2 separate regions of the Homo sapiens genome follow, and region 1 is linked to region 2. Evidence: chromatin loops called from intact Hi-C (ENCODE). Cell type or tissue: IMR-90. All regions are shown on one strand.

What was found. Hi-C counts contacts between places; a loop is a spot of excess contacts. Peaks named below come from ENCODE experiments on the same cell type or tissue, not always from the same donor. Only the 100,000 strongest peaks of a DNase experiment are listed, where the experiment ranks them.
Region 1: it touches region 2 in a loop (2.4-fold over the local background); 72 of 110 quality-filtered maps call a loop at or near these places.

The regions. Positions count from the first base shown.
Region 1 is chr4:119,613,836-119,621,835 of GRCh38, reverse strand. The region is part of intron 1 of PDE5A (phosphodiesterase 5A); the gene reads left to right. Among named protein-coding and RNA genes, the nearest start is that of PDE5A, 11 kb to the left of the region's middle. In IMR-90, no CTCF peak of the experiment used is centred here; no DNase peak of the experiment used is centred here; H3K4me3 peaks cover 540 bases; H3K27ac peaks cover 579 bases.
Region 2 is chr4:119,555,659-119,563,658 of GRCh38, reverse strand. It overlaps PDE5A (phosphodiesterase 5A), which reads left to right. Exons shown (of 21, transcript NM_001083.4): 6 at 689-826; 7 at 3,296-3,363. Among named protein-coding and RNA genes, the nearest start is that of PDE5A, 69 kb to the left of the region's middle. In IMR-90, a CTCF peak has its summit at 4,419 (motif pointing left); no DNase peak of the experiment used is centred here.

The sequences.
Region 1 (8,000 bases), 58 kb before region 2:
TTTGATTTACAATATATTAGAAAGCTTTTGGTTGCAAGTGACAGAAACTCAACTTGAACCCATAGAGAATTGATGCACATAATTTTAATTGCTTGCGGGATTGGGTTAGCTGTGAATTTAGCTAATCAAATAATGTTGCCAAAATTCTGTCTGTCTCTGTGTCTATCTAACTATCTATCTGTCTGTCTATCTATCTATGTATCTACCTATCTCTATTTATCTTTTCATCTATCTACTCTGTTTACCTGCCCTTCCTTGCATCTATTTATCTGTCCATGTATCCATTTGTTCATGTATTCATCTATCCATGTATCTTTTGGCCCTGTGCTGTGTTGGCTTTATTTTCTTGCATGCTTTCTTCATGTGCTGAGAGTTTCTACTTGTTAACTGTATGTGGGTCTTAAACTTCTGATATTAGAGAGGTGCCTTCTTATCCATATCAGTCTTCCCCAGATTACCCTGGTCTCACCTGGGTCACATCCCAACTCTGAACCAATCATTGTATTCGGGAGAGTAGGGTTGTTTGACTGTTTTGTTGGGGCACGTAGCCCATAAGGTGATATATCATTGGGGAGGGTACATTCCCAAAAGAAAGTGATGTGGGCAGACCCAGAAGTTCTAGATGTCTACCATAACTAGTGTTGACTTCCTTTTATTTTAATGTTAGTGAAGTGTGGAATTCTTAGAAGTAGAATAAATAAAAGCAGATATAATTTAATCATAGTTACAACATTTATGCAACTGTAATGCCAAAATACATTCTCAGTTAATTACGAACAAAATGATAAAACCACAGCCAAATGCAGATTTACAGCATTCATTAAAACACTCTTGCAAAGTAGATATGGTTCTAACTATCTGAAAAACAGTATGGTAAGTCAGCTGGCCTTTGCTACAATTTGGCCTATAATGATTTCACTTCTCCCACTGGGTCTCTCTGAACAATCATGAAACTTATTCCTCTAGCACAGCATACCAGCTTTCATTTTTTACTTGCTATGAAGGCATATATGCATATTAAATTTACGTCTTTTATTTTCTCATTAACACAAATATAAACCTTAGAACTAAAATTGCAGGGCAGTAGTTGGTAATAAGATGGTCTTCCCAGTAACTGAAAGCAATTTCTTTCACTTTCTTTTGTTTTGATTATGATTATTGTGAAAATATAAAATTAGAACATTTTATAGAACAAAGTAAAGATCTTCAAAACATACTTGTTTTGAATTCTGTGGGCTCTCAAACCTCAGATAAATGCCATTGTAGTCCAGTCTCTCCCATATCTAAACTGCAAAGCCAACTGATTTACATGTTTAGTGCATAGATTTGAGTTATTGTTTTCTTTCAGAAGTGGTAGGTTTTCCTTTAAGCAACTTCTTTTATACCATGTGTTGTGAATGTACAGAAAATTACAAAATATTTTGTCCCTTCCAATTCTCAGTCAAATTTGAAGTTAAAATCATATGAAGCAATTCTGCATTTTAAGGTTCTCAGATGTTTTCATAGCTGGAGCAAACTTAGAAATACTAAATAACTTTGGGCAGACTCTTCATTTCCTTACCATGCCAGACCCAAGCGAACTACTCACTGTAACATCAGAGTAGAGGTTATTGGAGGATATCACTTAGAGGTGTCCAAAATCTCCCGTTTTGTTTAATAATAGTCTGTTAATCTCTTAATCATCTAAACCATTGCTTCTCAAAAGAAGATGTTGGCATTTGGTGGTGACACTTTTTTGTTGTTAGAGGCTGTCTAGTGCATAGCAGGACATTTAACATCCCTGAACTCCAGACACTAAATGCCAGGGCCACCCCCATCCATGTGATGGAAAATCTATTCCCACACATTTCCAAATGCCCCTCAAGGGTTGGCACCACTACTTGATTAGGAGCCACTGTTGTGAACCCTTTGAAATTGATTTCTGTTTATGGTGAAGGGCCCTAGATAGGACAGCCTTAGGCTTCAACCCCAGACCTACTTTTCTAAGAGGAAGACTTTAGGTGCATTATTTACTCTCTCTGTAAAATGGAGATAATGTCATTTACCTCATAGTGTTCATTAGAAAATTAAAGGAAATAATGCGTGTTTCCTTATCTTTTTAGTGGTAATTTTCAGTAGTTTACCATTTTACCTTGAGCATCATCAGTGCCTTAAATGTAATCACAAACTTTGATAGGCATTTCCTTATCCTGGTAGATGGGAATTAAGTTCTGACAGCATAGTGATTTCATAGACTTTAAATGTCATTTTCATTTTTTAGATGAATTTTATTAATGGTTCGAACAGAAGTTTTTGTGGGATTGTGTAAGGTACTGGAAAGGGAACTGGAATGGGAGCCCAGACCCCCAGATTTTGTTTCCAGCTTTGCTATTAGCTAACTTTGTGACTGGCTCAAGTTAATGAACCTCAAACTTTAAGACGGGAGGTGAAAGAGGGTGAAGACTCAAGGCGGAGAGATTCATAAGTGAGCTTAAAAATCTCTTTCAGCTGTAAGAGTTCTTTTTTCTCACCAGGAGAGCCGAGTATCAGTTTCTCAGATTGAATAGTTTCATTCTTTTAAGTATTTTTCCAAATTTGAGTAGTGGATCCAGGTCAAATTATGCAAACAACGTAACTGAAACTGTATAAAATAAGGATCCAAGAGCAGGAAAAGTAGCCAACATAATTTTTTATGTGAGTTATTTTGTGTTTTCCCTAATTTTAGCAGATTTCCATATAAGTTATCAATCATACTTTCCAGTCAGAAAATTTAGTATACTCTTTGCAATGCTGGTATTAGTGATTAATTCACATGACTAATGAAAAAGGCATTGAAAAGAGAAAAGAGGATGGCATTTTAGTAGCTGACTTATAAACACAAAAATACACCCTGCAAATCTCCCCCAAAAGTTACTGCTCAATGGACTTGCTATATGGACATTTTTGAGGTCCAAGGATTGGTATCACCCTACTTTTAGGATTTACCCAAGTAAGTACCCATGGATAAGAACTAAAACAGCCAATTTAATCCATAAATTACCTATAGCAGAGTGTTAAAGCGTTGTTTTATCAGATATTAAAACTGTGCTCCAGTTTAGAATTATGAAGTATTGCTATGGTGTTCATCATAGGTAATTATTGTATTTTTTTTACATTTGTTGTCAAACAGTTTTAACTTTTATATTTTGGGAAAAAATAGTCCCCAAATCTATAACTTATTTTTGACAAAAAAAAAGTCTCTAAGTAGTACTGAAAAAAACAAATTATATTCTTGCATTTATTTTTTTCAGTTAAATGTTTATCACCTAATCTTAATATGAAATTCAGAAAATTTTGTTATATGTAAGTGTAGATATTAGTCTGAGGAGTCCATTTTTTAAATTGTAATTTGAAAAAATACATGAAAACAGCCCTCTCTCTTTTATTTTAATATGAAATACCTCTGTAGAGAAGTTATTGTTTTTAAATTAGGGGCTTAGGAAGAAGCAAGAGCCAACATCTACTTATTCTGCTGTATAAATCCATTAAATAATTTTTCTTTATTTAAAAAAACCAAAAACTTAATCAGTTTAAAAAATATACTCCACTTAATATTCAGTTAACTTAAAAACAATAACTATCATGAATGAAACACTGTGTATCTGACTCCAGCATCATTTCCTTTACTTTTATCATGATCTCCATTTTACAAAGAGAGTAAATAATGTACCTAAGGTCATATTCTTAGAAAGAGGTGATTCTGGGGTTAAAGCCTAAGTCTGTCTCATCTAGGGCCCTTAATCACTGTGCTATACTGAAAGTCAGTGTCAATATTAATGCAAGCAAAGCAAAGGCTCATAGATTTAATGTCATGAGGTTTCTAACTCAGGAAGAGGTTAACATTTTCTTCTACGGCCTCTTTCTGTGGAAGCACATTACTTAATGATGTGCCTAAAGACTGCCCAAGTGAGTTTAGTTTCCATATATAATTTCAGAGTATAAAAATTGGGAAATCTCAAATGACATTTTAAAATAGAGTGGTTGAAAATTTCGGTACTAGGCCATTATAATTATCTTTTTAGCATTAGAACACAAATACCCTAGTACAGTATATTTTCAAAGGATTTTTATCCTTTGATACATTATTTTAGGCCAGAGTGCAAAACGTATTAAACTAGTTGCTCTACGAGTAGGTTTCACCTAGTTATACTTTTAACTCGTGAGGGTTATTATGTTTATATCAAAAGTTTACTTTGCCTTGTCAATTTTTCTTCTCTTTTCCTTACTTTTCTAGAAGCCAAGAAATATTCTATAAACCTTATAAAATATTTTAATTAATTTTCCATTTCAAGACATCTGGAATATTGAATATGTATTTTAAAGCCTTTCTGTCTTTTTCAAGATTCATTTTGTAATGTGAGTGAGCAGTTCCACTTTGGTAGAAAGTAAAGTTATTGCCACAGGGAGACCCTTCGGACACAGACACGTGTGTGCGTGTGTGTGTGTGTGTCCCTTTAGCTAATTATATTTGAAATGCAGTTCCAGGGCTTGCATCCCTGCATCCTGTCAACAAGTTTTGTAGTCCTATTTAATACTTCTAGATAGAGGGCATTTGGAAGAAGCCGTGACTTGTGTAGATTAGTGGAAAATTTCTAAAAACCCAAAACATAAGGTGTAGTTTTCTATTTTGTGATAGGTTTATAACAATCTTGAGTGGAAGCGATAAATTGGAAAGGGGGGAAGGTTTTGATTCTTCCCAGATTATATGCCATACAGTTACATTTCATTTTTTTCAATGAATATTATTAATCAATTTATAAACTTTTTAGAGACTATGAGATGAAGTGTACCCAATATGCAATACAAATCTATTTAAATATCCATAAAAATGTATTACAATACTAACTTGGCACTATTTAATTTAATCATTAACTTAATTGAGTCCATCATTTTAAGAGTGCCACACTTTTCATTTAGTTACAAAATATGAGCACATAGTATGTGTAAAATGAAATAGCATTGTATTTTTGCCGTGTGTAATTTTGATAAAATAAACTCTTTGTTAAAACTATTGTAAAAGTTGATAACCATTCACCTTCTAAGCTTCCTAACCTCCAGAATTCCTTTTTTTTTTTTATCATTCACGAATGAATTTGTTCATCCCTTTGTATTACTAAAGACACAAAATGTCTGTCAACTTTCGCCTTTTCCTGCAGCAGCTGCTGGAACCAGGGTAGTGCACATGCTCATTAGTTTTGCTGGGTGCTCTACTCACACAATAACATCATCCTCTTGACAGGTGCGGTGCTGTTAGCTTCATGAAATCAAAATGTGTTAAACATTATGCTTAATGACACTGATTTTTATATTAAATCATTATTTTATAAGCAGTTTGAGCTGCAAGAGTCTTCTGTAAAGTAGAATATCTGGATAATAAACTTCTGATTTGATTCATTGTGTAAAGAGTTTCGAGAGTAAGATTTGAGTCACATTTATGACAAGAGCTCAAAAGGTTTTAGGCAACTTCCATTTGGTTTTATGTCCTACCATCTAATTAATATGAATTTTGGGGTTCTTTGCTTGCTCCGTATGGAAAAGGATATCTTCGTGAGCCTTAAGTATCATCTGTGGAATATGCAAGTTTGAAATAACAGGTTATATCGACATTAGTGTTATCTGAAAGGAATAACTTCCAACGGTGATTTTGGGGTGCCCACCAGGGTTTCTTCGTATCTCAGGATGTGTTGTAAAAGTTTAAAAGCAAAACTAAATTCACTCTTGTTAAAAGGGTATGTAATACAACTCATTTATGGGTAAGAATTTTTTGTGTAATAAAATATGTAGGAAATAAGTGATTGGAGGATAATAAAAGATTTTGGTGAGAAGAGAGGAAGATATGGATGTGATGTAAAACTCAGGCTCTTATCATTGACTATAAATTATTGGCTTCAATGTTCATTGCATTTTCCATGGCTGTGGCTTTCTTTGAAGTGTGGAGGGCCTGTTGTCTTTCATTAATAGCTTTGTAAAAGTTAACTGAAAGACTTCAAGAGGGCAGCTAGGCTTTCTTCTGATTGCTTCCAGGTTTGCAGGGCAGTTAGCAAAGATACACTTATACATGAAAGTGGAGAGTCCAGATTATTAGTACTTGTGGTAAAAGCTACAGATGCTTCAATGGAATTTGTTTCTGTTTTGTTGTTTTTGCTCAGATGGCTATGATGTAATTTAAACTGTTCTCTTTTTTTTTTCTTTTTTTTTTTTTGAACTTAGTAGGAGTCTGTCAAGAATGCCATTCTGAAGTATTTGCTTTGGCCAAGGACTTTTGAGTGTTCATGGTGCATGTTGCTGGCCTATATCCCAACCCAGTTAGGGCCCCTCAACCTGTGGGCTTGTATCACCAAAAACAACCTTTTTACTCTCATCCTTTTTCTGATTCTCTTGGCTGACCTTTTTGAGGAAATAACAGCCATTGCTCCTTAACCCAGCCCTTTGTCTTCATTGGAATGAGTACTAAGGGTGTAAGAGATAGCAAATTCTTAGATATGTTGAAGAGATCTTGAAATGCTTCCATGTGCATTTTCTAATTTGACTCACACATCAACCCTGTGCAGTGAGTGAAGGAGCCAGAAGACTTTTCCCCTATTTAAAAATGAGGAAGTTGAAGGGCAAAAAGAAGTTAAGTTGACAGACCCAAGGACCACTTCTTGTCCTATTCATACTGCAAACTGTGGTGGGGAGTCTTAATAGCCTGTTAATACAGCAGCCCATTTTTACCACTGAAGATCTCAAACTCCAGTGAAAATGAACTCCAGAGAAGTTGTAATTGTTTTAGCATCAGATCCATGTAGTGTTGTAGCTGGAACTAGAATTATCACCTGATTGTTAGTCTAATATTCCTGACTTTATACTCTGCTGAAGACAGTCAGCACCTTACACTTCATAAAAGGCCAGAACTGGTGCTATTTTTCTTGTTTTATCAGGGATAAAATGGAAACTCAGGGGAAGAAAATTGCTTAGTGCTAGTCACACATCCTATTAGTAACAAATGCTGAGATTAGAACCCAGGACTCATGGCTGAAAGTGCAGCCTCTCAATGCTTTGTAATCCCAAGAATTTTTGTCAATTAGTAAATCTCCCTTTTATAAGTAGTTTGCAGTTTGTTTTGTCCCTATGCAATACATTATGTGGGATGGTTTTAGAGCAAAATGAATGAACTTGATTTAAGGAGATATTTTATGCTCTAGTTTTATTGCAAGTTATGAATCCAAGTGCTTTCAAAAGGTTCAATTATCATACACAGGATTACTTTGTGGTAGTCCTTTGTGCGCTCTCAATGATAAAATGAGCGATTTGATAGCCTGGAACTTACTAGTATGCTGCATAGAACCTGCCTTCTCTTTGTTGCCTATCCGCCAACAATTTCAGTTAGGAAAAGCTATGTAGAATGACTGGAGTGGCCAGATCAAATACAGGACAGCCAGTTCATCTTGAATTTCAGATACTACTTATACTGAAAACTTATTCATTATTTATCTGAAACTCATTTTTAGCAGGTTGTCTTTTTTATTTGCTAAATCTAGCAACTCTGGGGATGACTTTTTCTCGAACACATTTATTATACTTCTTTTCAGTACATTGCTTTAGACTTATAAAATGTGACCTGTTTTCAGAGAAACATAGATATGTTGGAATTTAGTTAGATTTTTTTTTTATGGACACTATCCTTAAGAATCTTTGTTCCCTGAGTCCTTAGAAATAGTGTTTTTACCTTAAGAAAACAGTGTGTGGTCCTTTTATGACCTGGAGGTAAAGGATTTCATTTGAACATGTGTCGTAAGTCATCTTTCTCTATGCCTTCTCTGCTTGAATTTGATTTTTACTTCTAGATTCAGCTAGATGTTACGGAGTGCCTTCTTCATGGCAAGCACTGATGCTCTGGGAACTTTTATATTCTTAATAGGGTATAGTACCTGGAATAGGAAACCTGGATTTGATTCCTGGTGTTGCCACCAAATAGTAGAATGGGTGTGGTTCAGACATTT
Region 2 (8,000 bases):
TATAAAATCTAATCAAAACTTTCAGTATACCACTTTCTCTGAATTCTATTATTTTTGCCTGAAATATTTCTCTTCCCTATTTCACCTGAATGATTCCTGCTCATCTTTCAGACCTCAGCTAGGATAGCGTCACCTCCACTAAGTTTTTGGTAATACTTATGAGGTTCAGAAGAAAGAGAAATCTACCAGAAAAAAACACAAAGGAAATTCTTAAAACTTTGTTTACTTTGACGGGTAATATTTACTGTGCTCTGTAAAAATATTGATAATGTTGACAAATGTTGATCTGAAAAGTTTGGAACAACATTAACAGTGCGTTTTATGTACCAGATAGTGTTCAAAATACTTTATAAATATTATCTTAATCCTCCTAACAGCCCTATGATTTTAATGTCATTAATATCCCCATGTTGAAGAAATTTGCCCTCAGTCTCAAAGCTAGCAGTAAAGGAAGTCAGGATTAAAAACTGATTACTCTGGCTTCAGAGGCTGTGATCTTAACAACTATATTAACTATATTAACAGTCAATAAAGGATTTTGTTAATAAGTGGAGACGTATTTATATTTGAATGCAGACTTGATCATAACCTGCTAGGTTATATAAACAATTTATAACCCATATAAATAATTGTGCTTTAATAATTACAATCAATTGCTAAATAATGAGCTCCTAATTTTTTTGTCTAGGTGCTGCTTGACCTTGCTAGTTTAATTTTTGAAGAACAACAATCATTAGAAGTAATTTTGAAGAAAATAGCTGCCACTATTATCTCTTTCATGCAAGTGCAGAAATGCACCATTTTCATAGTGGATGAAGATTGCTCCGTGAGTACAGAGTATGACTTTTTTATTTTTAGAAAGACAGAAACTTATATTTCTATAAGCACTACTTTTAAACCTCATTTTGGTCTTAGAACCCTCTCTCAAACCCAAATGTGTATGAATATGTATATAAAACTAATCAGGGTATGAGCTGTTCTGGTTGAAGACAGGTAGGGGTGGAGGGTGGAGGGTGTCTTCATCAGCCTTTTTTTACCTCTGTTCATGTCCCCATCCCAACCTCCTGAAAATAGTTACCATGGGAATGTCTGTGTGCTGCTTCTACCAATGGCTACACTGTCTTCATGGAGAAATATATTGTCATTACAGTGTGCTGACTTTTCATGGTCAGGAATACTGGTGACCTAGTTGCTATGAACAGGCAGACCAGACTCCTCATTCTGGATGGGTTGGGTATAAAAATTTCTTCTTACTAGAAATTGTATAGAAACCAAAAGGCATAGCCAGTAGGAGTATTACTAATGGTCCCCATAAGTCCCATATTTTTACCAACAGTGGAAAACCACTAAGCTGTTCTAACTGGTAGATTTCAGTCCATTGATTTTGTAATGTGAAGAAACATTTTCAGGTGTCTGGGGTAAGATAGACTGTTGTCACAGAGTGCTAGTTACAGCCAGGCCAGCTGTCTTGAGTTTGCCAGTAGAATCAGGGCCCCTGGCCTAAGGCAGTTTTTCTTTATGCACTTTCTCTCCCTTCTCAACCTATGAACCACTGTTTCTGGAATATTTCTTTTTGCTGTAGTTGTTTGTTTTCTTTTTCCTTTAGTCCCTAAGAATAGGTTGTTCATTTGTGGATTAATAGGAAAGAGAGCGTGCACTATCACTTGTATAGGTCAATTATAATCTACATATGATATCCGAAGTTATGTTTTGGGGCAAAGTAGAATAATAAAAGGTATTCAGTACTTAATTTATATTAAGAAATTTTAGTTGATTTAGATATAAGGACTATACTGTATGACCCAACATCTCAACCATTTGGGATGTGTATATGTGTCAGATGAATGCATTGTTTAATACAAAATTCTGATTAATATCAAATGAGAACTCAGTAGGCTAAAAGGTAATCAGTATTTTCATAGATACTATTTCATATTTTTCAATCAGTTATAAAATCCTTAATATAGAGGTGATTTTAATATAGTAGCCATGCCATCATTTTAAACTTCAGGTCAGAATTCCTTAATGTAGTATGTCACTTAATCTGTAATTTTTGCTCTATGACCCACTTTTTGCATTTAATTTTTGAAAGTTATATGTGAAGCACTCCTTTTTTTACACAACTTAAATATCACTTTAATTCGCACTCAATGGATACTTCTACCAGTTAACACCTGTTATGGTAGTACACTGATTTGGATCAGTGCTACTTGGAAGTATAGCGCAACAATATGCTTATTAAGATATTTTGCTTACTTTTTGACTACTTAAGTTGTAGGATTTAGAAAAGGAATTAGGTGACTTTATATTCATTTGTATTACATTTATTTGTTGTTTAAAAGTACATCAACAACATGAGCAAAGGTGAAAATGTAAGAAGGAAAGAAATGTACAGATTTCTTCCATCCCCAGATTAAACTATCATTTTTTTTTTCTGTTTTCTTCCAATTCTGTATAAATAGAGCATGGGCATAATGTGCTGTTCTGCTTTTTAATGTGATTTAAAAAATTTTTTTTCTTTCTTATTTTCGAGACAGAGTATTGCTGTATCATTCAGGCTGGAGTGCAGTGGCACGATCTCACCATCGCAGCTCACTGCAACCTTGGTCTCCCAGGTTCAAGAAATTCTTGTGCCTCAGCCTTCCCAGTAGTTGGGATGACAGAGGCATGCCCACAACATCCAGCTAATTTTTGTATTTTTAGTAGAGTAGGGGTTTTGCCATGTTGGCCAGTCTGGTCTCAAATTCCTGGCCTCAAGTGATCCACCCACCTTGGCCTCCCAAAGTGTTGGGATTATAGGCATGAACCACCACACCTTTAATGTAATTTCAAAAGTATTTCTCTATGTTGTTAAAATTTTCACAGTTATTTTAATAATCACATAAAGTATTACTGAATGAAACATCTTTTTAAGAAGGGATTCTTTACCTGGGATTTAACAACAATCAATGTACTTAAGCGTTAAAAGCCAAAACTTGAGAATTTTCAATAAGTGTAAAAAATTTTGAAACTAATAAATCCATCAGCACCTAGAAAAAAACAAATAGTCCTCATATAATCATTCTTCCAAGAGAAAATCAGAAATTATATGAACGAAACTTTTATTTTAATTAAATGGGAAGCAGTTTTGAGGATGTCATAAAATGAGTACTTGGGTCTATTTTGTCCAAGAATAAGTAAAAATATACTACAAGTATTGGGGTCTTTTGTCAATTCCATAGCATGTATGTCTGTATCTAGATAGTTTTCATTACCTTGTCAAACTTATTTCTCAGCCTGTGTTGTCTGTTTTTAGGATTCTTTTTCTAGTGTGTTTCACATGGAGTGTGAGGAATTAGAAAAATCATCTGATACATTAACAAGGTAAAAGCACGTATTCTCTACTTGTCTTTATCACATGATATAATATTGGCTAAATAGTTATTTCATGACCAGTTTGATTTAAGAAATATAAGCTACAGATTATTTTATTGTCTCTTGTCTTTTCTCACATTTACGGTCCTAAGTCGTCCTCCATCAAGATGGAGAGACTATTGACCACAGTGACTTAAAGTTGTTACTTTGTTAAGTATTTATATTTAAATCAAAACTCATTACTAGACTATTATTTTGACAATGTGGTACAAGGAAGGGCCTTTTCTCCTATTAAAGGATTTTAGGAATTAGCAAAGGGTGGGGTGTAACTTGGAGGCAGATGGGGAATTCATTTGACTCAGAAGGTAGACCTGACTTTAAGCCTTGACTGCTGACTTGGGCATGAAGTGAGTAGTCAAGGGAGATAAACCATGGATTGTCTAACCAGAGAGTTTTCTGATGTCCTGGAATTTGGGGTTCACATGGTCATAATTGAATTGCTGACCTTTATTTCCTTCTTGGCTTTGCTGATCATGCATTGAAGATTATATCCCGTCTCCACACCTATTCTGTCCTAAGCTCCTGTGCCATTGCATTTTCTAGCAGATTTGACATTGTTTTAGTTAGTATTGAATCCTTTTGAAATGTCTGAAAATGTGCACATTAATATATATTATTTTAATTTTATGATGCTGTAATATCTTTTTTCCTTTTTGGAAAGAAGATTTTAGAAAGTTTCTAGGTAGGACATATGTAAATATTTGAATATTTTACTTTTTGGCTTGCATAAATAATGAGTTCCTATACATAAATAGAAATATAGGCATCTCTGTTTATATATTTACCTTTACCTCCATGGGACAATAGGAACATCAGTATGATAATCATATTAAAAGTCCAAAATGATGAATTATCTACATTATCTTTTAATATTTGTGCAGCAGCATATCCCTGTGTATTATATTTTAGGTATTGGCTTTTGATTTTTTTCTTATAAATTCAGCCAGGCCCTCTAATTTCTTTTAGCAGTAGCTGGACAAATCCAGTGAATTGGTGTGATAGTGACCTCTACTGGTAAATATGCATTTAAAAAAACACAAAAATGTCTTGCTATATATATATTTGTTTCTAAATACCACATTCCCTCTCTGTAGGAAAAATGGAAAGGATCTTTCCACTTATTGATTTAATGATTCCAAGACAGTCTTAGTATAAAGATATTTTTTATAAAGGTTAAATAGGTCAGTGTGATTACCTTAAAAGAGACTAATTTACATGGATCATTTTAACTGATTTATTAATTGACTTTACAATAATGAAAATCATTTCAACAGTAATAGCTTATGTTAACTAAACATTTAAAGTTAGCTTTTTTTTTTTTTTTTTTTGAGACGGAGTCTCGCTCTGTCGCCCAGGCTGGAGTGCAGTGGCGGGATCTCGGCTCACTGCAAGCTCCGCCTCCCGGGTTCACGCCATTCTCCCGCCTCAGCCTCCCAAGTAGCTGGGACTACAGGCGCCCGCCACTACGCCCGGCTAATTTTTTGTATTTTTAGTAGAGACGGGGTTTCACTGTTTTTAGCTGGGATGGTAAAGTTAGCTTTTATTATAGTGATACAGTAAAAGGCCTCTGAGATTTTTTTTATTTTAATAAAAATTAGGTAACAGGCCTAAATTTGCAGTAACTGAATTTAAAATGGTGTTTAGTAATGTTAACATTTTGAAAAAGGGCAAAACTAATATTGATACTTATTTTTCACCAGCAAATTCTTTATTTTGTTCCTAAAACTGATTATTGGTAGGATTTAGGACTCCAATTCTCATTATTAAAAACTTTGCCAATCCAAACTTTGCCATCTCTCAATTTGATGAAGTACTAGGCAATTTGATGTTAGCAGTAAGCAAATCATTCTTTTCAGGAAGTTATTTATCAATTAAAAAGTATAGCTCATTCGAGATTTTTCCAACCAATCCACTAATGACCTCATAAATTAATATACTGAAGATGGTTTTGAAATGTTAAATGTAAAACAACATATTCAGGGTGAACATTACACATAATTATTAGAAGCATATCATAAAAGGGATAAAGCATAGTAAGCTCTTGGGAGTTGAGTTGCCCAGGAATTTCCAAAGGGAGGCTCATTTCCACATGGTGGGAAGTTTTAGAGTTTTTGTGCTTCAATTCAAGAGCCACCCAATTAGAAGGAAAAAAATGAGTATAATGTTGTGCCGTTTATGTTAGCTCTTTAAGAAGTAGATATTTTAGTGCTATAATTCCATACTAATTAACTTTATGTTCATTCACAAATGCACATTTGTGTCATAAAATGATAAATACATAGAATTAATCCTTTTAGGTCACTTTCTTGGAATATACATATTAGTTTATACTTGTTATTGATTATCATATTAGAAAATATAAGTGTAATTAAATAAGTAAAGACTACTACTTTAAAAAATTGTGGATACAGTGTAGAAGAATGTAGAAGTCAGATTGATTGTATTTAAATGTAAGTATTTAAGTTGCACCACATACTGGGCTTACTAGCTGTGAGACTTCATGTAAATTATTTAATCTCTCAAAGCCTCAGTTTCTTCATCTGTAGTGGTAGTAGGATTGTACTAAGAATCAAATAAGATAATGTATATAAAATGCTTCAGAAAATTTCTGGCATTCAGTAAGTGTTAGCTATTATTTCCATGTCTCTTTGATTTTTTTTTTATTTGTCTTTGGTTTACATTACCTGCAGTGACTCCCATTTAATTCTAAAGCACAGAAATTTATCTTTTCAAGCTCCACGTACCTAATTCTCTCATCCCAACAATGCACTCATATACAGTTCATTGATACACATTGTACAAAAAGCCTTAGATGTGTGAGTTAGTCCAGGTCTTCCAAGAAACAGATGCCAAGATTAGATTAAATGTGCAGAAATTTATTAGAGAAAACACCCTGTGAGAACCAGAGGGAAGGAGCCAGGAAAGCCATCAGACCAACACGAAAGTCTGACCCAGAGTTAAGGAGAGGAAGAAGGAAGGAAAGTTGTACAGAAGTATCCTAGACAGCTGAACAGTTCTAAGGAAGGTTTGGCAAGGCTGCTGGGAAGTCCTCTAGCTGAAATTTACTGTGAGAAGAATACTGGGCCTCCCAGGATTAGGCCTACTTTAGTGTCCCTAGTGTGCTCAGTCTTTTTCTCTGGGATCAACCCTGGTAGAGGTGACCTCAGTGCAAACTTGTTGATGGCTTCCAGAGCACAGCAACTTGAGACATTGGTCAGCTACTCTTTCTACAATTGGAGCTCTGAGGCACATTCTAAAGGACACTATAATATTCCCATCAGTAAAAGAATGAGATCCATATTCCTTGTATTACACTTTCAAAATCTTTCACTATCTGTCCTAGCCTAACATTTTCAGCCTGAAATCATCATTTTATTCTTGACAATCTGTAACTATTTAGTGTTTCCCAGTTACACATAGAACTCTTCCATGTCAGCAATGTGTTTTATACTGTTTCGTTTTGTTTTGTTTTTTCCTGCCTGGAATACTCTACCTTTCATTCCTGATGTCTCTCCTTTAAAAATTCTGAACCAACTGTGAATTCATTTCTCTAATGCTACCTCTTCCCTATTCCACTCCATTTAGGTGCTACCTGTCCATCTTCTCCACACGTGTGGTGCTTGCATTGTTACACCGTATCACTTAGGATTAGGCTTAACTGTGGATCATGAAAACCCAAAATAAAAATAGCTTAAACAAGAACACAGTATTATTACTCTCTCCTGTAAAAGCCCAGAGGTAGCCAGCTCAGGCTCGGTGCTGTAGCTGTGCTCCACAAAGACCTTGGGGACCAAGACACCTTTGGACTTTCTACCTTACATCCCTAGGATATGGCCCTTTCCTTCAGGGTCAAGGATGCAGCTCCAGTCATTATATCCACATTTTAAACAGTAGGATGGGGGACTGGGAAAGAAGGGACAGACAGCATGTATCACCTGTCTCTTAGGAAGGTTACTAGAAGCCATCACAGACATTTACTCTTACATCCTGTTGTCTAGAACTTAGCCAGATGGCAATACTAAGCCACTAGGGTGGCTGAGAAATGTGGTCTTTATTCTGGGTGGCCATATATGTCCAGACAAACAGAAGGGGAGGAGAATTATTGAAGGACAACTGGCAGTCTCTGCACTAGACTCTACCCAAATAGTCCATGTAATTTAAACACATTATTCATTCTGTTTCAGTCTTCTACTAGATTGTAAGCTCCTATGACAGTTACTAACCTATGTAAGTTTGTCGCCCATATACTGCTAAGGGTGCCTCTGATGGAGAAGGTATTCAATCTTTATTTATTGAGTTCAGGAACTAAAAATTTATCAACATTTCTTATAGAGTAAGAAACAAACATAGTATCATGTAACTTTAATAAATCTAATGCTCATTTTTCACTTAAAGTAACCATCAGGAAAACCTAAAAATTTCAAGGAGTTAAATAAGGTATCAGGTATTTGTTGATTTAGAAGTAGTTTTTCTACTTCTCTTTCTCTATATTAACTAGTGTAAGTCTGAATTTATGAACTCTGACAAATTGCTTAACCATTTTGGATTTTTTCCTGGCTCCTACTCTTAAAATAATGATGATGATA